Linked DNA regions of Homo sapiens: regions 2, 3, 4, 5, 6 and 7 are each linked to region 1. Evidence: chromatin contacts called from ENCODE Hi-C or POLR2A ChIA-PET data. All regions are on one chromosome and are shown on one strand. The core of a region is the stretch at or near the end of the contact, and the rest is flanking DNA. Distances in the headings are between cores, read along the strand shown.

What was found. A loop is a pair of places that touch in the nucleus more often than their neighbours do. ChIA-PET counts read pairs that join two places held with the same protein, here RNA polymerase II (POLR2A). Pooled maps may share reads with other maps.
Region 2: a loop to region 1 is called in a pooled map, with 27 times the contacts of the local background. The contact joins the promoter of ZPBP2 here to the promoter of EIF1 in region 1. A Hi-C loop is called at or near these places in 2 of 37 single-sample maps with no recorded cell type and 4 of 50 pooled maps. POLR2A ChIA-PET finds 5 or more read pairs at or near these places in 2 of 52 experiments (activated B cell and activated T-cell).
Region 3: a pooled map shows a loop between it and region 1 (6-fold over the local background). The contact joins the promoter of ORMDL3 here to the promoter of EIF1 in region 1. A Hi-C loop is called at or near these places in 1 of 37 single-sample maps with no recorded cell type and 7 of 50 pooled maps. POLR2A ChIA-PET finds 5 or more read pairs at or near these places in 3 of 52 experiments (A549, GM10248 and GM12878).
Region 4: a pooled map shows a loop between it and region 1 (20-fold over the local background). The contact joins the enhancer-like site here to the promoter of EIF1 in region 1. A Hi-C loop is called at or near these places in 4 of 37 single-sample maps with no recorded cell type and 10 of 50 pooled maps. POLR2A ChIA-PET finds 5 or more read pairs at or near these places in 5 of 52 experiments (CD4-positive, alpha-beta T cell, CD4-positive, alpha-beta memory T cell, CD8-positive, alpha-beta memory T cell and 2 more).
Region 5: a loop to region 1 is called in a pooled map, with 17 times the contacts of the local background. The contact joins the promoter of CASC3 here to the promoter of EIF1 in region 1. A Hi-C loop is called at or near these places in 7 of 50 pooled maps. POLR2A ChIA-PET finds 5 or more read pairs at or near these places in 5 of 52 experiments (A549, CD4-positive, alpha-beta T cell, activated CD4-positive, alpha-beta T cell and 2 more).
Region 6: a pooled map shows a loop between it and region 1 (13-fold over the local background). The contact joins the promoter of PTGES3L-AARSD1 here to the promoter of EIF1 in region 1. A Hi-C loop is called at or near these places in 1 of 37 single-sample maps with no recorded cell type and 9 of 50 pooled maps. POLR2A ChIA-PET finds 5 or more read pairs at or near these places in 4 of 52 experiments (CD4-positive, alpha-beta T cell, WTC11, activated B cell and 1 more).
Region 7: a pooled map shows a loop between it and region 1 (7-fold over the local background). The contact joins the promoter of AARSD1 here to the promoter of EIF1 in region 1. A Hi-C loop is called at or near these places in 2 of 50 pooled maps. POLR2A ChIA-PET finds 5 or more read pairs at or near these places in 2 of 52 experiments (WTC11 and activated T-cell).

The regions. Positions count from the first base shown.
Region 1 is chr17:41,687,113-41,690,361 of GRCh38, reverse strand. EIF1 (eukaryotic translation initiation factor 1) reads right to left here and starts at 1,477. Exons shown (of 4, transcript NM_005801.4): 1 at 1,293-1,477; 2 at 421-584; 3 at 173-274. The coding sequence starts at 1,323. RefSeq lists enhancers at 1-867, 793-882, 868-1,776 and a silencer at 1,263-1,652.
Region 2 is chr17:39,866,203-39,869,451 of GRCh38, reverse strand. ZPBP2 (zona pellucida binding protein 2) reads right to left here and starts at 1,250. Exons shown (of 8, transcript NM_199321.3): 1 at 1,046-1,250; 2 at 838-903. The coding sequence starts at 1,097. RefSeq lists enhancers at 1,891-1,970, 2,211-2,430 and a silencer at 1,981-2,196.
Region 3 is chr17:39,926,351-39,929,599 of GRCh38, reverse strand. It overlaps ORMDL3 (ORMDL sphingolipid biosynthesis regulator 3), which reads left to right and starts at 1,999. Exons shown (of 4, transcript NM_139280.4): 1 at 1,999-2,116. LRRC3C (leucine rich repeat containing 3C) reads right to left here and starts at 1,868. Exons shown (of 4, transcript NM_001195545.2): 1 at 1,786-1,868. LOC124903999 (a long non-coding RNA gene) reads right to left here and starts at 2,880. Exons shown (of 2, transcript XR_007065750.1): 1 at 2,838-2,880; 2 at 2,598-2,672. RefSeq lists enhancers at 1,523-2,134, 2,135-2,745.
Region 4 is chr17:43,359,246-43,362,494 of GRCh38, reverse strand. No RefSeq gene overlaps it. Among named protein-coding and RNA genes, the nearest start is that of LINC00910, 28 kb to the left of the region's middle. RefSeq lists silencers at 672-771, 1,222-1,281 and enhancers at 1,532-1,711, 1,757-2,452. Within about 2 kb of position 1,999, at least 38 of the 41 ENCODE cell types and tissues checked have a DNase peak (open chromatin) inside an H3K27ac peak, as active enhancers do; they include CD4-positive, alpha-beta T cell, where a contact is called at or near this core.
Region 5 is chr17:40,138,930-40,142,178 of GRCh38, reverse strand. It overlaps CASC3 (CASC3 exon junction complex subunit), which reads right to left and starts at 1,642. Exons shown (of 14, transcript NM_007359.5): 1 at 1,400-1,642; 2 at 945-972; 3 at 572-609. The coding sequence starts at 1,630. RefSeq lists enhancers at 1,326-1,625, 1,091-2,031.
Region 6 is chr17:42,978,831-42,982,079 of GRCh38, reverse strand. PTGES3L-AARSD1 (PTGES3L-AARSD1 readthrough) reads left to right here and starts at 1,552. Exons shown (of 17, transcript NM_001136042.2): 1 at 1,552-2,034; 2 at 2,417-2,530; 3 at 2,636-2,702; 4 at 2,812-2,910. The coding sequence starts at 1,898. PTGES3L (prostaglandin E synthase 3 like) reads left to right here and starts at 2,000. Exons shown (of 7, transcript NM_001261430.2): 1 at 2,000-2,034; 2 at 2,417-2,530; 3 at 2,636-2,702; 4 at 2,812-2,910. The coding sequence starts at 2,027. RUNDC1 (RUN domain containing 1) reads right to left here and starts at 1,515. Exons shown (of 5, transcript NM_173079.5): 1 at 1,006-1,515. The coding sequence starts at 1,503. RefSeq lists a silencer at 1,199-1,448 and an enhancer at 1,519-1,588.
Region 7 is chr17:42,962,455-42,965,703 of GRCh38, reverse strand. AARSD1 (alanyl-tRNA synthetase domain containing 1) reads left to right here and starts at 1,250. Exons shown (of 12, transcript NM_001261434.2): 1 at 1,250-1,302; 2 at 1,467-1,598. The coding sequence starts at 1,264. It overlaps PTGES3L-AARSD1 (PTGES3L-AARSD1 readthrough), which reads left to right. Exons shown (of 17, transcript NM_001136042.2): 7 at 1,467-1,598.

The sequences.
Region 1 (3,249 bases), core at 228-2,727:
AAGTCCCTTCTGCTTTTTCCTATAAAACAGAAATAAGTCTATGTACTTTAAAACCCAACTGAGGTTTTGCTCAGCCTTACAAAGCCAACTTTTATGTCCCCAGCAGAAGCTAACAGACAGGATCTGAGATTTGCCAGCAGAGAGGCACAAATCAAGTAGTGACTGAACTCACCTCTACGAGGAACTGGCATATGTTCTTGCGTTGGTCACCCTGTAGCTGAATTACTTCTCCATATTCCGGATGCTCAATTACAGTACCATTGCAGGCAAACTTCTGCAAGCACAAAGGAAAACGAATTAGGCCTAGCAAGAGCATGAACGCATTTATCACCCCTTCCGCTAACAATACATACAACACAGCTGGCACCCCCTTGTGGACAAATCCATTATGACTTTCCCAAAATCTCACTGAAGACCTACTTTCTTAAACGCCTTCACTAGTTTCTTTTTATCGTAATCATCAGCGATCCCTTGGACAGTAGTAAGGGTCTTCCTGCCGTTTCTCTGTTGAATTCTTATATGGATATAATCCTCAGTGCCAGCAGGAAGCAGGTCATCACCCTTACTTGCATCAGCAAAGGGGTCTGAAAAAAAAGGTTAAGCTCGTTCAGAGCTGTCAAAGATAGGATGCCACTGCCATCCCCTCGGTCCCCAGGTGTTTTGCGCGTGCAGAAAACAACACTGAAATCGTCAGGGCTTGGGCCAGGCCGAATGTGTCCTTTGCTGGCTCTCCCCGAGCAGGTCAGTCCGGGACGGCCAGCTTCCCCAGGCTCGGGGAACGCCCGGGCCTCCCGCCCTCCCTGGGAAGCCGATCACATGTCGGGGGAGTCCGGGCTGCCAGGCGGTGCCCCACCCAGCTGATGCAACCCGCCGGAACCCGAGCTCCCGAGGCGGGGCTAAGCCTCCCACCCCCATTGGTGCACCCGCTTGCCACTTAGGGCTGGCACCGCCTTTCCCTCCGGATCCGTGACAACGGGTGGTGACGTAACGGACGTGACGCAATGGTGACGGGAGGGGCGGGTGTGGCCCGAGGAGGCCCAGGAGCCATTAGTAAATGCGCCACTGAGACGCCGGGCCCGCCCAAGGGCTGACCTACCGCCTGCTCCTTCCGGTCGCGCTCAGGGTCCGACCCCGGGGCCCAGGCCTTGATCCCGCTGCCCTGCGACCCTGGTCAAGTTTCCCCTGCCCGAGCTTACGAAGGCCCGGAGCGCTTGGCAACTTCCCGGAACACGTCTCCGGGCCCGGAAGGCCCCGCTGCCCCACCCGGGCCCGCGACCTTTCCCATAGCTTACCGAAAGAGTGGAGGTTCTGGATAGCGGACATACGATACGATTCCTTTTCCTCGGTGGAAACGGCCTGCGGAAGGCGGCGGCGGCGGTGGCGGGAGAAGGCGGGCAGGGGGGAACGGAACGTCGGGAAGCGAGGGGGCTCAAGGGGGAGGCTGCTGAATCCTCGGCGGCGGCTCAGTGACTGGGGCAGAGGGGCGGTGCCTGTGTTTAGTTATATAGCCGCGCCTCTGACGCCAGCGCGCTGCCCTCACGTCCTGACCCCACCCACAGCGTCGTGCCCCAAGCGCCCAGGCGGCGCCGCTTCCAATTGGTTTGGAGGCGGGGACATGGGATGGCGCTTGCGCAGGAAGTCTGCGGCAGGAGGGCGTCCTCTTGACTCTAGGAGAGCTGGGAGGGGGAGGGAAAGCTTGATCTGTCTCGGAGCCTGCGCAGTGCGAGTGGACGGTGTCTGGGTGCCGAGAATACCGGCCCAGGTTTCGAGCGCGCCTACGCACTGTGTCCTTTGGTACGTTCCACCTTCTTGACCCTGTTGCATCCCTGTCTTCTCGAAAAGGGGAGTTTCATATGGTAAATGAACACTCCTTAGAGAGGATTTAGATGATGAGCCTCCCAAACACGAGAAATCCCCGTTGTGTCAAACCCACCTACCTACCCACCCTACTACCCACGGAGTCACAGCGGGATTTAGGGCGGCACTTTGATTAATCAACATACAATAATATAATCAAAACGGTAACCGCATAATTTAGATTGCCATTTAGATTTATTCTAAAGTGGGTTAATCCGATCTAAAATTTTCATTTAGATTAGATTAATCCATCTAAGGAAAAAGTGTGCCCAGCTCATTGGCATGAGTTCAAGGTATAGTAACTGGTTCTGGGCCCCCCCGAGAATAATTCTGGCACCAGAGGGCGTCCTTCATGTGGCACAGCTTGTGTGGAGTAGAGCCTTCCTAGAGTTTAGATGAAATATTTCCTTCAAAACAGTCAACCTTTCTTGCTTTCAGTTTATTTATTTCAACACTCAGTTGTAGGGGTAAGTAGAGTGGTGAAAAGAGACCAGGAATTTTAGACTCAAAGGCCTCCGGGGATAGGCAGGTAAGTAGGATCAAGGAGTGCAAACAGCCAAGTGTGATGTAATGGGGTGGACTGGGGGCTGGAGTAAGAACTACGGGCTGCAGTGGCCGCTCACCTCCAGCCCATTGTGCTAGATCTTTTTCAAGAGTGCCAGGAAATCCAGGTGTTTACATAAAATCTCTTGATTTTTAAATATTGCCAATAAATTGATTTTTTTTTTGAGACAGAGTCTCACTTTGTCGCCGAGGCTGGAGTGCAGTGGCACTGTGTCGGCTCACTGTAACCTCCGTCTCCTGGGTTCAAGCAATTCTTCTGCCTCAGCCTCCCGAGTAGTTGGGGTTACAGGCATCCACCACCACGCCCGGCTAGTTTTTTAAAAATATTTTTAGTAGAGATGGGTTTTCACCATGTTGGCCAGGCTGGTCTTGAACTCCTGACCTCAGGTGATCTGCCTGCCTCGGCCTTCCAAAGTGCTGGGATTACAGGAATAAATTGAATTTTTGATACAACACTGCAAGCCAAACAAAAATATGCATGCCCATGGACTGCTGGTTTATGTCCCTGACAGTCAGGGTCACTGCCCTTGTGGAGTTGAAGGCCAGCGGGAGAGAGAGCCACTAAACAAATAATAAGATAATGAGGCTGGGCGCTGTGGCTTATGCCTGTAATCCCAGCACTTTGGGAGGCTGAGGTGGGCGGATCACCCGAGGTCAGGAGTTCGAGACCAGCCTGGCCAATATGGTGAAACCCTGTCTCTACTAAAAATACAAAAATTAGCTGGGCGTGGTGGCGTGTGCCTGTAGTCCCAGCTACTCGGGAGGCCGAGGCACAATAATTATTTGAACCCGGGAAGAGGAGACTGCAGTGAGCCAAGATGGCGCCAT
Region 2 (3,249 bases), core at 1-2,500, 1.8 Mb after region 1:
GCCTGGGTGACAGAGTGAGACTGTCAAAAAAAAAAAAAAAAAAAAAGAAGGAAGGAAGGAAAGAAAGAAAGAAAGATAGATGATCATGATCACCCTAAGGGAAACCTGATGTTTAACTGTAAATTTTCTCCATTGGGAACAATAATTAAGCCTATCTGGGCATATTAGGAAGATGTGTGATTACTTCTTGTTTCTGGTTTGGTGGACAGAACGATGGTATGCTTGGAATCACTGCAACCCAGAAAGATATTAATTTTAAAGCCTACTGAATGCCAGGCTCATAAAGACAACGTCCTACAATTTGGTTGGGGGTCGGGGAGAGAACTCAAACACAGAAGGAGTCTAAACATGACAAATTCTATCAACTGGCTCAATTTATCTAAAATTAGCTGTGTAACTAATTTTCCTTGGGAAAGTTTCACTGCAGAGATAAAGGACATTTGAGCTGAGCCCTGAAGGATGCGTGGGAGTTTTTCCAGTTAATAAGGGGAGGATTAAAGATATTCCAAACAGAAGGCCTTGGAAATCACTCCTTTGCGTGGGTTTCCCGCGTTGCAAAGCAGCAGAGACACCTGGAAGTGAGATGGCATCTGAGAGAGAGATCTGGAATAAATCCCAGCCCTTTGTGAGCTGTAAGGCTTTAAAGCAAGGCGACACAATAGGGATCGCTGTAAGGATGAAAAAATGCGACCGTCGTGAACTGCCAAGCAGATGCTTAGTATAATAGATGCTCAATAAACGCTGGCTCGTTCCCCTTCTCTCCAGGAAGCTCTTCCGGGAAGAGCTTCGCAGTTCCGGCCCCTCCAATGGGCCCGCGTGTGCAGAGGCCCTTATTACCTGGCTGTCCTGTCTTGCCATAAATGAAGCCCTTCTTATTGAATAAGGTAAAACGCGGGCATTGGACTGCGGAGGAAATAAAACACTGACTTTTAGTTAGAAGAGGAGCAGGGTTCAGAGTCGGGCAGGGCAGGGCGAGGCGAAGGAGGCAGGACCGGGAAGCTCGGGCAGAGGGAGAGGCCTGGGGACCGGGTGGAGGGAGCCCCACCTCCTGTGAGGCACCAGAGCACCGCGGAGAGTAGGACGCACGTTCGCATCATCGCTCAGGGGCTGGCGTCGCAGGAGGCGTCGAGGGACAGACTCCCTCCTACCTCAGCCCTGGCCCAACACCTCCCCACCTCCTCCACAGTGCGGAGCAGAACGCCGGGGTCGCCTCCCCTACCCGTCCGTCGCAACGGCGGGAGCGGACGCGCAGGAGAACGCGTGCGTGCTTCGATTCTCGCGCGCGGGGGCGGGGCGACGGCGCTGCAGGCGATCGCCAGATCCTCTGGCGCCCACGCGGCAGCAGGCATGCGAACTTTTCGCGCCTCGCGTCCGGCGCCATTTTCCCGCGCTCCTGGCCCCTTGCTCTCTGAGCGGAGCGGAAGGCAGGAAGAGAATAAAGGAAAAGAAGCCACGGTGTCGCGTTCCGGGGATTCCCCAGTCTAGGGGCCGAAGGGATCAAGGAGAGAACACCGCGAGGTCCCAAGGACCGTGGTGGGGTAGGGCGGCTAGGGGATGCGATGAGGAATCCCCTAGGAAGGGGACCTGAGGAAGGCAGAGACTTGTGACAATTTCCTCCTCACGTGAAGCAGAAAGGCCCGCGTGGGGATTTCCTACGCCTCTCTTCTCATGAACGCTGAAACTGGGTGTCGAATCTCTTTCAAACTGACACGCGATTTTTACCTAATTGCATTCTTTACCAGCAAGACCAAGACCCAGAAGAGCCACTACTGAGCCAAGAAGGCGCTTCCGGGCCTTCCCACTCTAGAGGAACGTTGAATCTTCATTTTCACTTCAAGTATGAGGCGATGTGAGAGACCTCCCCCAGTGCAAACGTATCTAGGTTGATGAAGTGACCTTGCTTTAAAAATGGGCCCAATTGTAAGGCCCATTGGCCTTTTCTGTAGGGATGGAGCCCGATTGGCCTTTTCTGTAGGGATGGATGACTAGTCAAGATCGGGGAGCTCCAAAGGGGATCATGCCCGCGTCTTTGATGGTTCCTTCTTGGCTACTAGTTTGGTGGCCCGAAAGGCCCTGTGTGTTGTCTGTTTCTTAGCAGCGGGACACCACTCTCAGTAGTGGTTTTGAGTAGGCTGGTTAGTAGAGAGAGCCCAAGGTTCAGACAGGGTGCAGAATGGTTATTTTGGGTGAGATCAAGAGTTTTCGGTTTTATTTCCTTTGAGCCGAGTCAGTACTTGGACTCTCTCATATGGTCCAGGAGCAAACTTTGTCAGTAATTTCATTTTTAGTCACTGTTAATTTTACCTATATAGCATAAGCCATGAAATGTGACTCAGTGAGTCAGATCCACCCATTTTCAGTTACCATGTCTGGATACATGGTCTGGTCTCAACTGTTCTCTTCTTAAGGTGATGATAATGAAGACAGATTTAGGCATTATCTTTGATTCCCTACAAGTTCTTCATTCCAGTTTTAGTCAAAGTACATTATATATCCACAGTGTGTTTTATTGACTTTTTGGTTACTGTAAGTAATTGATAGTTGTAAATCCTGTGTGATAAACTAAATCCTATGAGAGGAGACTTAACCAAATGAGTAATAGTTGTCAAAAGTACCCATCCACTCTTTTTATATAAACTTTTTATTTTAGAAGAGTTTTAGATTTGCAGAAAATTTGCAAAAACAGTACAGAGAGTTTTTACATACTCCCTCCCGATTTTCCCTATTATTGACATCTTACATTGGTATGGTACATTTCTTACAATTAATGAACGGATATTGATATATTACTATTAACTGAAGTCCAAACTTTATTCAGATTTCCTTAGTTTTTTACTCAATGTCCTCCCTACCTCGTTTGTTTTTTTGCTCCAGGATCTCATGCGGGATCCCACATTACCTATAGTCATCGTATCTCCTTAGATTCCCCTTGGCTGTGTCAGACTTTTCTTGTGTTTGAAGGTCTTGACCTGGCTTTAATTGGTGAGGTATTTTGTAGAATGCCTCTCTACTGGAATTTGGTGTCTTTCTCCATATTAGACTAGAATTATGGATTCTTAGGAGGAAGATTACAGAGATAAAATGACATTCTCATCACATCATATCAAGGGGACATACTATCAACATGCCTTATCACTTGATGTTAACCTTGGTCTGCTGGCTGAGGTACTGTTTGTCAGGTTTCTCCACTGTCAACTTATTCCCCTGCTTTCATACTATACTCTTCGGAAGGAAGTCACTTTGTGCACC
Region 3 (3,249 bases), core at 750-3,249, 1.8 Mb after region 1:
TGTATGTCCCCCAGCACGAAATAAGAGAGCTGTCACTCACTCTGAATAGTGCTTAGGGCTATTCACAGCTGAAGAACGTTTGGGGAAGATATGATAATTATGAGGGCCAAGAGAGAAGGAGAAAGATGACAACAGGGACTCCCGCTAAATAAAGCAGAAAGTGATCTGCAATTTACCACAAACCTAGAGTGAGTCAGAACTCTGTTCATTCCTATTGTGAAAAAAAAATCCTCGATAACAGGAGTTATTAATAGTGCATGACATGTTCAGTAATCTTTCTGTTAGACTCTGCATTAGTCAGAACCTTATTTGAGACGTGGACTCAGTCTGGGTCACTGAACTTCATAGAGATGTCAGGAAACTGACCAAGATCCAGAGGGATCGATCAACTTGATGGAGGATGAAGAATCCCAGAGAAAAATCAAAGGAGTCAAGCAGGCACACTTCGGAAAAAACAGAGACACCTTTCTTGCCTTAATGCTGGGGAGGTTTCTGTGAAAAGAACAACACTGGGTTTGCTTATGTCTGCAGAAAGATGACTATAAGGAAAGGCACCTCCACAAACCAGGAGAAACTTCCACAGGACATAGGCAGAGCTATTTCAGACTCAGATGATTATTTCGATCTTGGAATGAGCCCTTTTGGGGCCATTGGCCCTGGAAATATTGAAGAAGCTGCCTGTTCTGCTCTGGGTGGTTCAAATACCCACCTGCCTGGTGACCACTAAGTGCCTCTGGGGGTCCCACTCCAGCTGTGTGACAACTGTTTCCTGGCAGCCCCCTGGGGAAGGAAAGGTAGGTGTAGTCCGAGTAAAGTGCTCCGCAGTTTCCCTGGGCTAGCCTTTTCCTTCCTGTTCCCTCACTTTCAGTTCAGGGTGCCATGAACTGCCATTCAGAGTCAGGTTGGCATGCCATGACATCATCTGACCTTGCTATTCCAGCCCTGCCCTGCATAGAGTGGACTTAGAAAGAAGCTGGGTAAGGAGTTGAAACTACCCAGACAAGACCTCTTGGTGACATGGAGAATGGGAGTAACCGAGGAGACCTCAAGAGCCATTTAGTTCAACCTCCTACAGTAATATTAAGTAGATTCCTACAATGCAACAGGTGCTTTACATACATTCTTTTGGGTTCCCACAACCTTGGAGGTGGGGTTTCACAGGTGTGGAATTGGAGATTAAGACAAGTAATTTGCCCAGGGTCACACTGCCAATAAAGGAGGGCCTACCCCATGTCTACCAGGCAGTAAAGTCTGTGCCCTTGCCTTTAGACGATGCAGATGTGAAAACTGCAGACCAGAGCCTCTCATTCAAAGCCACACAAGCTGACCTGAGACAGAAACTCAGGCTCCTTACTACTGATGGAGGAATCTATGATACGTAGCCTCTTCTCACGTCAGGTGCGGGGCGGCCAAGGATGTGGCCCGGTCCGGGGCAGCCTGGGCCAAGCGTGACTGAGAAGGAGAAGGCAGGCTCCGTTCCGGGCCCTCCAGACCCTCATCCCAGCCAATGTTGTGAAAAGCGCTCTCCCAGGAGGGCCCAGCAGGGCAAAGGGCCGGGCTAGTCTGTTTCTGGAGGAGCCAATCTGGGGCCAGGGCGGAGGCAGCCAGGTGCAGTGGAAAAATCCTGCAGTTGGGGTCAGAATATTTGGGTTTCGATCCAGTCTAGGACCCAGCAAAGACCTACAGAAAGTTACTTACAAGTCCGAGTCTCCTCATCTGCAAAACTGGGGCACGGATAAAATACACTTGAAGGGCACAGAAGCAAAAGTTGGAATTGTTACGCACCAAAATTCTATCATCCGATCTGACCATCACGTCACGGTACAACTTCCAACCGTGCGTCCCCGAAGAGGCCGGGAACGGAGCCCAGGAAAAACTACAACTCCCAGGAGGCGTCGGGAGGGCCGGCCCGGAGCCAGCGGAAGAAACTACAACTCCCAGAAGGCGTCGGGCGTGCCGGCGCGGGGCGGTGACGTACGGGGACCGGCGCGGAGCGCTGATTCGGCCGGAGCTGCCAGCGGGGAGGCTGCAGCCGCGGGTTGTTACAGCTGCTGGAGCAGCAGCGGCCCCCGCTCCCGGGAACCGTTCCCGGGCCGTTGATCTTCGGCCCCACACGGTGAGCCCGGAAGGAACCAAGAGGCCCCAGGGCTACGGGAGGGGCGGGAGAGAAGGTGGGGGCTGCTGGGGAGGCGCCCCGGGCTGGAGAGACGGGGGCAGAGGGAGTGGGGGGTGGAGGGAGTGCATCAGCCGAGGGGGTGCATCGGCTGGGGAGGTGGCCAAGGAATAAAGTGCGAGCGGGAGGCCGGGGGTGGAACGTCGGGAGGAGCGCCTCGGCTAGGGGTGGGAGGCGGGGAGCGGCTCGGCTTCGGGGATAAACGTTTGGCTGCCTCCAGGGCTGGGTGAACGCGTGGAGATGGCTGTGGGGTCCCGGACCGGACCGGGTTCCGAGTGCGAAGACCCAGGCTGGGGAACAGAGCGGGACCCCTCCCCCCGGCCCCGCACCCGAGGTCTCACTCAGAAAACCCCAACAACAGTGAGGACTCCGCCTCTTCGCTCCTCCTCTCCTGTGCTTAGTGCGGGTTCGCCTGGGCACTCGCTTTCCGCTCCTACCGCCCTCCCCCAGTCGGGGTGGCTGGGCCAAAGTTGAGAGGTTATCAGCTGTGGTCCTGCAGCTTGGGGGGTGGGCGGAATGGACATGGCATTGTGACGTGCTGCCCCGGACTCCCCGTTGGGGTCCCCATCCAGGCCTGGATGTTTTGTGCTCCTCTTCCAGAAGACAGGAGGTTTGCTGTTGTGAGGGCTGCTCTTTCCTGGGGGAGGGAATGGGAAGGGCTCACCTGGTGGCTGCCCTGGTGGTGCTCAGCCTTGGCTTGAGTGTCTGGCATACTGGCTGGGCCCGGATATTTGTATGTGGAGCCAAGAGGGTGGGGCGGGAAGGAGGGGGAAAGAGCTACCAGCAAAAAAGTGGTTAACACAACAGAGTTGCTGCAGGCTCTGGTTTGAGGCAGGTTATGAAACCACATCAGGGCCCAGCACTAAGCAGCCACCTGCCAGCTATGGCAGCAGAAGTTTTCGGCTCAACTCCTGTAGACCTAGTCGACCTCTGCCAGCCTCTTCTCTCTGTTTCTCCCCATCTAGGGTAGGGGCCAGTTGGTTGTTTTACTAATGGAAGTGATATGTATCCATAGTCACACGAAAGTCTCAAGAGTGTTTCCTCATTGCCAGTCTTTTTGTTAGTTTATTGATCTC
Region 4 (3,249 bases), core at 750-3,249, 1.7 Mb before region 1:
AAACTCTTTTCGTGTTTATATCCTCTTTCTTTAACTCTTACAGGGGCCCCTTTCCCAAGGCTCCGCCCAGCCCTGCAACCAGTCAGAGCATGTGCTCCCCTGAGGGCTGCACCCTGGCCTCCTCGAAAACTTGCCCTTGCCGGACCAGACAGTTGAGAAATGGCTAGAGGGACGAGACCTGAGTACCTGTCTCCATGTGTGCAGCTATACAAAATATGTAATTGCCGGGCGCGGTGGCTCAAGCCTGTAATCCCAGCACTTTGGGAGGCCCAGGCGGGGGATCATGAGGTCAGGAGATCGAGACCATCCTGACTAACACGGTGAAACCCCGTCTCTACTAAAAAATACAAAAAATTAGCTGGGCGTAGTGGGGGCGCCTGTAGTCCCAGCTCCTCGGGAGGCTGAGGCAGGAGAATGGCGTGAACCCGGGAGGCGGAGCTTGCAGTGAGCCGAGATCGCGCCACCGCACTCCAGCCTGGGCGGCAGAGCGAGACTCCCTCTCAAAAAAAAGAAAAAAAAAATGTAATTAGACGTCTGTAACACATGTAATAAAGCAAGTACAGCAAGATGACTTTAGGTGATGGGCATACGGGTGTTCACCAAACAATTCTTTCAACGTATGTGTGAAAAAAAGTTTAAAGTAATGTTGGATGCCAGCTAGGTCAGGACGAGATGGGGAGGGGGAGGGGGAAGGGAGGGGGAGGGGATGCGGAGGGGAAGGGAGGCGGAGGGAGAGGGGAGGGGAAGGGGAGGGGGAGGAGGAGGAAAGAAGAGCCTCCTAGAGCTCTTCGTGTCTTTTCCGTTGTGGGTTTTTCCTCCTGAAGGGCAATGAAGCCGAAGGAGCTTTCCCAAGATTCCAGTGATTTACAGGCGCTTTTCTGTTCAGTGGTTGGCAGGCAGGGCACGGCGGGGCATGCAAATTTAAAATGGCTGCTTCTCTCGGGAGTTATGGGAGCAAAAAAGGAAAGTGAATATCCTCCAAAATAGTAACAATATTACTTACGCAGGTGTTCAGATTTGGATAAAGATACACAATCTCAACGTAGGAGAGAGAGTTATTCAGGGTGCTATCTGTCACCCTGAGGTTAGGATGTGTGGGAGAAGGAGTACAGTGGCCGATCGTTAACATTTTCGTTTTGAAAACGGTGTTGATACAGTGGAAGGCTTGTGGTGTTGCTGGCCCTTGATCGCTGGAAGGATTCCGAGGTGTAGTTTTCGAAGCGGGAGTTTTGTTCGCATTGGGCGCTTAGCGTCTGTTACTGTCGCTAACGGGAGATTGTCAACGTGTTTGCATTGGGCCATTTGCATCAGTTGGGACCGTTGTTACTGACCTCCTAGGTTGTGTGTTGCGTTTACACGCTTAAATCCGGGTTTCACGGTCTCTTAGTACTCGCGTATTTAAGCTCATCGCGCGTACCTTACTTCTACGCGTTCACGTCGGTTCGTCCGGGCCTATCAGCGCCGCTGCTTTTAAATTGGCCGTGTGCGCTTTACGTTTGCACCTTTACGTCGGATCACTGGGGTCCATCAGCGCCGTAGTTTTTGAGCTGGCCGGGCGTGCTTTCGAGCGCTTAGTTGCTTTCGGTTTCACTTGGTTGCGGCGTGACGATCATTGAGTTAAAGGTTACTGCACTCACTTCAGTCGCCATCGGTCTCCGTAATCTGACTGCCCTTTGCTATTACTTGCTTCACTCACATACGATATGCGGACGGTCCTATTTAAGTTGAGCGCCCATACTTCACTATCCCAAGTGGGACTGCTTTTTCATTTACGTGTCTCTATCCGAGGCAGTATAAACATCTTTCCATTCAAGTTTACCGCATGTGTTTCACTATCGAGAGTCGGACTGCTTTTGGATTTACGTGGCTTTGTGGGATGCGGTATGAAGATCGTTGCATTCAAGTTTACCGCCTCTACTTCACTGCAGAATCTGACTGCCGTCAGATCTGTATGACAGATTGTTGCATTCGTTTTCTGCGGGTACGTCACTATCCAGTCTACTTTTTCCATTGACGTGGCTGAGTCATATGTAGTATGACTGTCAGAGACGTTGGAACCTGAAGCGACCCCATTTTGAGTGAGGGCTAGAAAAATGAGGCCGGGACTTACGGGCCTGCATTCTCAGAAGGATATTCCTAGCTTTCAGATACTTACGGTTAAGGGAACAAATTAATGTTTACTGAAGAGACCCGAGTGTCCAGATAGCTGGATATCTGGAGAACAAAGGCGTTCCTAATTTTGCTTTAAAGGTAGTAATAGGGATTCTTGCAAAATGTAATAATTAAAGTTAATTATCACAAACCCTTGTAACAGAACACCTCTCCCCATGTGTACAAGCATTGTACCTAGGGTGGATACGTTCCTTCTCTTAGTTTCAGGAACGCCCTTCTCTGTCTGTGGAGTAGCTGTTCTTTCACCACTTTACTTTCTTAATAAACTTGCTTTTATTTTGCACCGCGGACTTGCCCTGAGTTATTTCTTGCGCGAGACCCAAGAACCCTCTCTTTGGGTCTGGATCGGGGCCCTTTTCCTGTGACGTATTTCTGGCCACCACAGATGGGACTATAGTGCTTTGGGGAAGTGTTGGGGTCCTATAACATATTTCTGGCGAATGATGGAAGGGACGATACTGAAGAAACTCCCCCAACCCAAAGGAAGTAGACTGCAGCACTGCAGTAGTCAGTAGACTGACTTTGGGTAAGTGGTGGAGTGCCCGGGTAAAGAATGGGATTGGGTTAGAGGCCCAACTTAATGGAGTTAGAGTCTTTCCTAAAAGAGAGTGGGTTAGAGGCCCCTCTTAATAAAAGGCAAGGACACTTGACCGACCTCGGGTTAGAGGCCCGACCGAGGAGGGTTAGAGGCCCCTCCCAGTAAAGCCCCTCTCGGCTAAAAAACAGGTTTGACACCGCAGGCTATGCTCTTTGTATTAGTCTGCCTCGTCCTCCTTGTCTTGGTTGCTGTCTCCGTTTCAGTGTCATTTTCAGGAGACTTCATTTAACTGGTCTTAGGGATTTTAACTGATTCTTCTCCTATGTCCCTCCCGATTTCTGTCCGTTTGCTTGTGAAACACTGGGAACCAAAAGCATTGGAGGATCCGGCTCTAAAATTGCTGATTGAGATTTGATATTTAACAGCTATGAGCAGTAAGATTCGATAGATGTGGTTGTGTTTTGTTGCTGCTGTGCTGAGTGTGATTGAGAAGCACTAGGATGGAAATCAGGGGACTTTTCTCCTTGCTGTTTTGTTTG
Region 5 (3,249 bases), core at 393-2,892, 1.5 Mb after region 1:
CCATCCAATTCCCCCTATATATAATCCCATTACCAGAACTCAGGAGTCCACTCAACAACCCAGGAAACAAACACTTACTCTGATGGCATCTCTAGTAGTTTATCCAAAAGACAGGAAACTTTCTCCTAAAAACAGAAAAATCCCCACCTATAAAATGATGGATGCTCTTGGCACAAAACATTCCGAATCCTACCCTTTCAAAGTCTTCAGATAGATTTGGAAAAAAATAACCAATTGGCTGGCTTCTCAACCTACACTGCATAAAACAAACTGTCAAACATCTTTCAGAGGACTTCAAGATATCCTCACTCTCTTATTTAGAACCTCATATTCTTCAGACAGGAAGAGAAGCCAACTAACAGTATAACACCTGTGGCTTGAGACGGCGTGCCCCAAGTTTTCCCTAGGTCTAAAGTGAACAAGACCTTCTGTAACACTTTTTCAGAAGCATAAATGAAGAATACACAAGAGGATAAACACGGAGGTCATGGTACGTTTGCAACGAAGGTGTGTACACGTTTTTAAAAAGCATTTCTGATCTATACCATAGGAAAAAACCTGTCATACTCACTTCCGAGTCTTCTGCACTTTCATAATCCGAGAGAACAGCTGAAATAAAACAGAAATATGTGGAAAAAAAGAAACCCAGAAACATTTTTTGGCTGCTTATTACAGGTCAGACTAAGAGTCTCATTTAATTCTGACATCAACCTACAACGTGGATAAAATTATAGTCCCCACTTACAAAAGGAGAAACAGGCTCAGAGGGTAACTTGCTGAAGACTATACTGCTAAAGCCTATGCTCTTAACCACTATGTTACAAAAAGGCACTCTGTGGCCCTAAATCCGTGACAGTGTGTGAGAATGTCGATGTTGGAAATAGATGACCTGAGTTTATGTTAAAAAAAACTCTTGTCCTAATGGGGTAAAAGATGCTACTCACCATCACCTTCAATGCCATCTTCACTCTCCTGAAAGAAAGCAGAAGACATGGGTTAGTTCTGTGATTTCCAGAGGTGGGGAGCCCAATAAAGAAATGTGGGTGAAAAGCTGAAGATTCAGCACAAAATGGTTGGAGAGGGAGACAGAGATAGGTAAATCTTTATCAAGTAGTAGCCAAGGCAGGTCTGGTCTCCTTCCCTCCAGCCCCGACTTCTGAATAAAACATCCGCTTTCCATCTCCAGCGGCTCTACCATCCTCCCAGAAACCCCCAATCCTTCTTCTTCCCTTGGAACTCCGGATGCAAACTCGCATTGGGATAACTCCCCTTTTCTCTCAAAAACAAAAAAAAGTCCCAGTATCTACTATCAACTCACAGACTACCTAGCATCACCTACACCCCGCCCCCGGCCGGCTCGCCGCCCGGTCCCCACCCCGCCCCGCCTGCGCGCACTCACACACTCCGACTCCTCAGCACTCTTGGCGCCCCCGCTCTCCACCCGCCGCAGATGAAGGGCCCCGGTTCGGCCTCCGCGCTGTGAAGGCAGAGAGCCGCTGCCGCCGCCTCCGGCGCTACCGCTGCAGCTCCCGCCTCCCCGCAACGGGGAGCCGCCGCTGTCGGAGCCCGAAGCACCAGATTCCTCGTCCTCGGTGTCTTGCGAAGCGCGCTGCCGCCGCCGGTCCGCCATCTTACGGAGAACGGCCACCACCGGCGAGGTACTTACGCACCGCGCCCGTCGCAGAGGCTGCTGGGAGGCTGGATAGCTAGTCCCGGCGTGCTACGCGTGCGGCGCTCGGCCATCCCGCTGTGTGTGTGTGTGTGTGTGTGTGTGTGTGTGTGTGTGTGTGTGTGTGTGTGTGTGTTGGGGTGTGTGTGTGTGTGTTGGGGTGTGTGTGTGTGTGTGTGTGTGTGTGTGTGTTGGGGGAGGGGCGGGGCACTGGGCGGGGCCTAGGCCTGCGGCACGTTTGCGGCCGACCCGGATTACGTCTATCGGTGATGTAAGGGGGCGTGGCGCGGCTCCTGACTTCCCTTGGGCAGGCCTAGGGCGAGGGGAATTGAGACTTCAGCAGCCTCCCGGGTTCCTGGCCCGGCCATCTTGGGCTTCCCGAGTGGAAGGAGTCAACCTGTCACAGCTTCACTGCAACACTAGGGCTGTTTCATGGTTTTCTGTTTCCATTTCTCACTTCTACCTACGTTTGAAGCAGGTCAATTTACTGCATTCCTTTGCTTGGTAAAATCACGAATCAAGGTAAATCTTAAAAGCTGTAGTGCTGCGTCAGATTTGCTGCACCAGCCTTGTTTAAGATAACGGGCGAAGGAGAAACCAGTTGTCTGCAGTGAAGCCAGAGGACTTCTTGTTGCAGCGTTTTCTCTGTGTTCTCATTTCCTCTTCACGTTTCTTCCCACCCCAGCCATCACCTGTCCCAAAGTGCAGGCTGGTATGATGCCAGTATTACCGGTTTTGTTTTGGCTTTTTCGAGGCAGGGTCTCACTCTGTTGCCCAGGCTGGAGTGCAGTAGCGCGGCTCACTGCAGCCTTGACCTCCCAGGCACAGGTGACCTCCTTGCCTTAGCTTCCTTAGTAGTTGGGACAACGGGCACACACTACCACACCCGGCTAATTTTTCTGTTTTTTGTAGAGATGGGGTCTCGCTCTTGCCCAGGCTTGTCTCCTGGCTGGGATCAAGCGATCCTTTCGTCTCAGCCTCCCAAAGTGCTGGGACTACAGGCATGAGCTACTGCCCTTGTCAGGATTTTAGAACCTATTTAAAAATAAATGGTCAGTAGAAACAGATGTTGATTCAAAATCCTGACATTATTTCCTTCTTAAGGTTTATGGAAATTATTTCATTTTGGCAAGGCATTGGCCACCATTGAAAAGAATCAGTGTGTTTTCTTTGGACCATTATAAGGATATACAAAGTGCATGAGCTAAGTTTTTAGTGCACCTACAGGAGTGCACGTTAATAATGTATGTTATCAAACAAAGGCCACCATGGCATAGAATTCTTCCCTGAGTAAAATATTTTTTTTTTTTTTGAGAGGGAGTCTCACTCTGTCTGTCGCCCAGGCTGGGGTGCAGTGGGGTGATCTCGGCCCACTGAAAGCTCCGTCTCCCGGGTTCACGCCATTCTCCTGCCTCAGCCTCCCGAGTAGCTGGGACTACAGGTGTCTGCCGCCAGGCCCGACTAACTTTTTATGTTTTTAGTAGAGATGAGGTTTCACCGTGTTAGCCAGGATGGTCTCGATCTCCTGACCTCGTGATCCGCCGTTCTTGGCCTCCCAAAGTGCTGGGATTACAGGCGTG
Region 6 (3,249 bases), core at 303-2,802, 1.3 Mb before region 1:
CAGGAGGCAGAGGTTGCAGTAAGCAGAAATTGCGCCAATGCAGTCTGGCCTAGGTGACAGAGTGAGACTCTGTCTCAAAAAAAAAAAGTGAAAAGGCAGTGTACCTCAACACTTCCAATAAAGCCAGCACTTTGTGCACTTCCAGAGATGCAAAGCTTGTAAGGAAACGTTTACCTGGTGTCTTATACATAGTTTCACTACTTCTGGGGTAGGCACACTGAATCGATCTTGTCAGTTATCAGAGGACCTCATTCAGAATGCCTAATGATTAAGCAGGATGGAGGAAGAGTTTAAAAATTTCAACATTATAGCCTGCACGGTGGCACACGCCTGTAGTCCTGAGGCTGAGGCGGGAGGATGGCTTGAGACCAGGAGTTCGAGACCAGCCTGGGCAACATACCAAGACCCTCCCGTCTCTTAAAAAGGAAAAATTCCAACATTAGGAAATTTATCTAATCAAGAGTTGTGTTTATTTCAGTTACTAAGAGACCCTGCTGTTAATCCAAACTCCCACCCAAAGAAGTGTAAAGACTGCCTAGATTTCAGGAAAGCAGGGACAGGGAGTTAACCTAAATTTCCACGGATTCCAACTCACTTTCCTTTCCTTTGCCAATTTTCCCAATCCCCAGAGTCGGGGTCCTCTAGCAGCCAAAGTGTTCAAGACTGAGATACGTGAGGGAAAGGTGAGTGGGCGCAGCACTGCTCTTGGCTGCTCTGCTGCCCTCTCAACGACTCACTTCGCTCACCGCTCCTCTACCACTCACGTCATCACGCACCGACATCTCTCCACATCCTCCGTGCACACCGCTCACCCTCAGGTTCCCAGGCCTCTGTCCTCTTGCCCTTCAGCCGGCCCCGCACTCCAGTCCCCTGGTCTCCGACACACGTACTCACCGACCGAGTCGGGGAGGCTTCTCCCCGCATGCACCATCATCCGGGTCTGGATCGCCACCCACACGACCCCACTATTCCCATATTCCTCGCGGCCCGGCTCCAGCCACTCACCTGGTCCTCGCCCCGCAACCATGGCCGGTCCCCTGGCAGCCCATCGCCCTCATCGCTGGCGGGGTCGCCGGGCCCTTCGTAACCTAGGACGTGAGGGCAGCCGCGGAAGGCGAAGTCTTCGAGCTCCCGCAGAAGGCGCTGCTGCTCCGCCGGCGCCCCGCGCACCACCTGGCGCAGGCGGAACTGCACCTGCGCGAAGTGCGAGGACAGCGCCAGCAGCGCCGAGTCCAGCCGCCGCCGCTCTGCCCGCAGCCGCCGCAGCGTCCGGCCCGGCGAATCCGGCGGGGAGCCCGGGGCCGCGCCAGGCTCCTCGGCCGTCGCCTCTTCTAAAAACGCGGTTGCCCCAGGCCGGGCCTCCGCCACCGCCCCCACTGGGGCCCAGCGCACCGCCTCGCACGGTGGCAGCGGCTCCTCTTCCTCCTCCTCTTCGTCTTTCGCCTTTGGCCCAACAGCCGCCACCACCGTTACCGGCTCTGCAGCCGCTTCGACAGCCGCCATCTTCCCGGAAACACCACCGCACGTCAGCCGCGCCCCCCTGCTGCCATGGCAACGGCGCGGTGGCCTGGAACCCCAGGGGAGTGGTGGGCGGGGCCTGAAGTACCCAAGTCCCCGAGGGCGCGCCTTCCCCGGGAATTTAATTCAGGACAATAATGTTTTATTGAGCGCCTATTGTGAATCAGACACTGAGCAGTAAGCGTCGGAGAAACAGGTGAATGATACCGGGGAAAAGTCATTCCCTGTGTGTAGCGTCTAGGGCAGCCTTTGCCCTGGTTCCAGCAGATGGGTTGTCTCTTCATAGTCTATGCATTTCTGAAGACCCCACGGTGAAGGGCTGCAAGGATGAAGCTGTCCCAGAGTATCTCCAGAGTGCAGATCCCTTGGCTGCCAGGTCATGTTCTCTCTTCCTCTCAACTGCTCTCCCGACCATATAAGGAGAGGCAGCTGCTGGGGGCGTCCCCAGGATCTAAAGATAGCGGCCCCTGCCTGGAACTCTAAATGCCACCCTGGAGCGGGAGCCGCAATGGCACGGTGAGTGTTTCCGGCTCCGGTGCTCCCCCTGGCCCTTTTCCCTGGAGATTCCCTGCTCCAAGTCTTCTGGGCGCTCCAGGTTCTGTGAGGCCCCACGGGAGCCCCGGACCCCTGGTCTCTGTAACTGTGGGGTGAGGGAAGGTGTGACCTGAATGTTCTCCCTGACCTCCTAGTTTCCTAGTCTTGCACGTTCTATTCTTCCCAGGTTCACATTCACCACACCCACCCACTCCTGTCATTCCCTTCCCTTTCACCCCTTCTGTCTCATTTAGCTCCACTTTGAAAAAACTGTGGCATCAAAGGTCCCTGGGTAGTCCCTTCCCAAATGACCTCAGTCTTCCCTCTCCCACCCCTATGAAGCCACACCTCAACTTCTCTTCAGGCAGCACGCCCGGACCTTGTGGTACGACAGGCCCAGGTATGTGTTCATGGAGTTTTGTGTTGAGGACAGCACCGATGTCCACGTGCTTATTGAGGATCACCGCATTGTGTTCAGGTAGTGGCCCTGCCGTCCGAGGGCCTGGCTTCCCAGGAATCTACCCCTTTCCTAATGTCCCCACACGGAGTATTCCGCATCTCCTCAGCTTCATTGTCTCCTCAGCTGCAAGAATGCCGATGGAGTGGAGTTGTACAATGAGATTGAGTTCTATGCCAAAGTGAACTCCAAGGTAAGGGTGAAATGGGACAGTAAGGTTTGGATGGAAACCGGGCTGCCCAGGGAAACTGGAGATTAATTCTAAACCCCAGACCCTAAGAATGAGGCTCTCTATCTGGCAGGACTCCCAGGATAAGCGCTCTTCCCGCTCTATTACTTGTTTTGTGAGAAAATGGAAGGAAAAGGTGGCCTGGCCGCGGCTTACCAAGGAGGATATCAAGGTGGGTGTGTGGAAAGTGGCCTGCTTCTTCTCTCCATGTACCCAGGTTACAGCTGGGATTGTCCTTGCCTCCTTTCCAGCCAATATTCAATCACTCAACAAGTCCTGCCTAATCTTTTTTTTCCAACTGTATTAGTCTCTCTTTTTATTTTTATTTATTTATTTATTTTGAGACGGAGTTTCACTCTTGTTGCCCAGGCTGGAGTGCAGTGGCGTGATCTCAGCTCACCATGGCCTCCGCCTCCCGGGTTCAAGCAATTCTCCTGCCTCAGCCTCCTGGGTAGCTGGGATTACAGGCATGCACCACCACGCCCAGCTAATTTTGTATTTTTAGTAGAGA
Region 7 (3,249 bases), core at 1-2,500, 1.3 Mb before region 1:
GCCCAAACTATTTTAATGTAATGTAATGTAATTTTCTTGAGACGTAGTCTCGCTGGGTTACCCAGGCTGGAGTGCAGTGGTACGATTTCGGCTCACTGCAACCTCCTCCTCTCGGGTTAAAGTGATTCTCCTGCCTCAGCCTCCCGTGTAGCTGGGATTATATAGGCGTGTGCCACCACGCCTGGCTAATGTTTTTGTGTTTTTAGTAGAAACAGGGTTTCACCATGTTGGCCACGCTGGCCAAATTGTTCTTCTTTTTTTTTTTTTTTTTTTTTTTTGAGACGGAGTCTCGCTCTGTCGCCCAGGCTGGAGTGCAATGGTGCGATCTCGGCTCACTGCAAGCTCCGCCTCCCAGGTTCACGCCATTCTCCTGCCTCAGCCTCCGGAGTAGCTGGGACTACAGGCGTCCGCCACCACGCCCGGCTAATTTTTTGTATTTTTAGTAGAGACGGGATTTCACCGCGTTAGTCAGGATGGTCTCGATATCCTGACCTCGTGATCCGCCCGCCTCGGCCTCCCAAAGTGCTGGGATTACAGGCGTGAGTCACCGCGCTCGGCCTTTTTTTTTTTTTTTTTTTTTTTTTTTAATTGAGACGGAGTCTCGCTCTGTCGCCCAGGCTGGAGTGCAGTGGTGCAATCTCTGCTCACTGCAACCCCGCCTCCCGGGTTCCAGCGATTCTCCTGCCTCAGCCTCCCGGGTAGCTGGGATTACAGGCGCCCGCCACCACGCCCGGCTAATTTTTGTATTTTTAGTAGAGACGGAGTTTCGCTATGTTGGCCAGGCTGGTCTCGAACTCCTGGCCTGAGGTGATCCACCCGCCTCGACCTCCCAAAATGCTGGGATTACAGGCGTGAGCCACCTCCCCCAGCTCCTTGCTTTCTATTTCTACTGGGCAGTGCTGCTCAGTAACCATGCCAGTCCCGTCCCCGCCTCTATGCGCTGGGATTCCGCAGCCAGAATACTTACATCCCTGGGGCCCCAAGGGGCTCACTAAACCACGTGCCTTGTCCAGGTCGCGTTTTTTTGTTTTTGTTTGTTTGTTTTTTTCCTCCTGGTCTTGTCCTTTGTAAAGCCTTAGAACAGTCGTTAAACAACCCAGCAAATATGCAATTCGCGTTTTCAGTAAATTTATCCAAACCGCATTCCATTCCTTACCCTCCTGCTTCTGCGCAGACAAGCGCCCTTGATGACGTTTGTCCCACGTCGCTCTCCGTTCGCTCCCAGGCTTCTCTGCGCGTGCGCCTCCTCACACGCCTGCAGGTATGGCGTTCTGGTGTCAGCGTGACAGTTATGCCCGAGAGGTACGGCGTCACGGCGAGGCACTTGAGACTGCCGGGCCGGCAAGGCGGTTTGGGGAAGAGGGCGCCACGTGTAGGGAGTGCCAACATGGCATTCTGTCCTGGTGTGGAGAGGGCTAGGGCTAGGGCTGGGGTCGGGGCTTATTCTCTCATTCCTCTCTGTTCAGTTCACCACCACCGTGGTCTCCTGCTGTCCCGCGGAGCTGCAGACTGAAGGGAGCAACGGCAAGAAAGAAGTGCTGAGCGGTTTCCAAGTGGTGCTGGAAGACACAGTGCTTTTCCCTGAGGGCGGGGGACAGGTACCAAAACGATCTCTTCCCAGGAAGCCCCCAGTTTCTTTGTGCTCAGGCCGAAATGCTCTCCTGCCCCTTTTTTCTCAGCCATAATGAATTCAGATGAGCTTTAGTTTAATTCATTTTGTTATTCATTTAATGAGTATTTATCAGCAATTGCTTATCTAGACATAACATATGCTAGATATTATTCCAGGCTGTAAGGATAACCGGTGAACAACACAGTGCCTTTATATACGTGGAATGTTTATTGAAGACAACTGTGTGTGCTAGGTATAATAAGTAATAAACAAAAACCAAGTAAAGGGAAAGAGAGTGATGGGATGCTTGTCTAGATGAAGGGTAAGTTATTTCAGTAGAGACCTAAACGAAGTGAGGGGGTGAGTCTTTGCAATTATCTAGTGGTGCTGGGGGGCAGAGGGAGTATTCAGGCAGGTAGAATAGCAGGTGCAAAGGCCCCAAGGAAGGAATTAGCTTCGGGTTTTAGGGACTGAAAAAGATGTTCCTGAAGGAGTTCAGGTGAGATAGACGGGTTACAGTAGTACAGCAGAGAGCATATTTATCAGTGCTGTGATGAGGACTAGGTACAACATGAGCGCAAGTGAGGTACATTGTGAAGATGGAAGAGGAGGATAATAACACCAAAGGTGGGCATTATGAGAAAGGCTTTTCTTTCTTTTCTTTTCTTTCTTTCTTTCTTTTTTTTTTTGAGACAGAATCTCTCGCTGTCATCAGGCTGAAGTGCAGTGGCATGATCTCAGCTCTGCAACCTCCGCCTCCTGGGTTCAAGTGATTCTCCTGTCTCAGCCTCCCAAGTAGCCTGACCAACATGATGAAACCTTGTCTCTACTAAAAATATAAAAATTAACCAGGCATACTGGCAGGCCCCTGTAGTCCCAGCTACTCGGGAGGCTGAGGCATGAGAATCACTTGAACCGGGAGGCTGAAGTTGCAGTGAGCCAAGATTGTGCCACTGCACTTCAGCGTGGGGGACAGAACAAGACTCCGTCTCAAAAGAAAAAAAAAAGGTGTATTAAGGTGTGTGGGCAGCGAACCATGCAGGTTATTTTCTTTCTTTTTTATTTTTAAGAGACAGGATCTTGCTATGTCACCCAGGCTGGAGTGCAGTGGCCTGATCTAGCTCACTGCAGCCTCGAACTCCCAGGCTCAAGCAATCCTCCTGTTTTAGCCTCTCCAGTAGTGGGGACTACAGGCGCACAACCAACATGCTTGGCTGCTTTTTTGTAGAGATGAGGTCTCACTTTATTGCCCAGGCTGATCTTGAGCTCCTGGCCTCAAACAGTCCTCCCACCTTGGCCTCCCAAAGGCTGGGCCTACAGGTGTGAGCCACTGCCCTGGCCTCCACTCAGGTTCTTAAGCAAATAAGTGACATGAGAGAACATGTTCAGTAGACTTGGTATTGAGAGAGTTCCAATTTCATATCAGTCATTATTATGGTGATTTTCCCAGTATGAAGATTTCCCTGATCTGCTGAAGGAAAACCTGTGACCTCAAGTATCCATAGAAGGTCTCATTTTAGACAGCATTTCTTTCAGGAAGTCTTTTTTTGATTCCCCAAGACTGTTAGGTCTCTTTCCTTTGAGGTTCTCTAGCGTCATATACTTTTTCATATTATGGCATGTTATAGGTCATATTG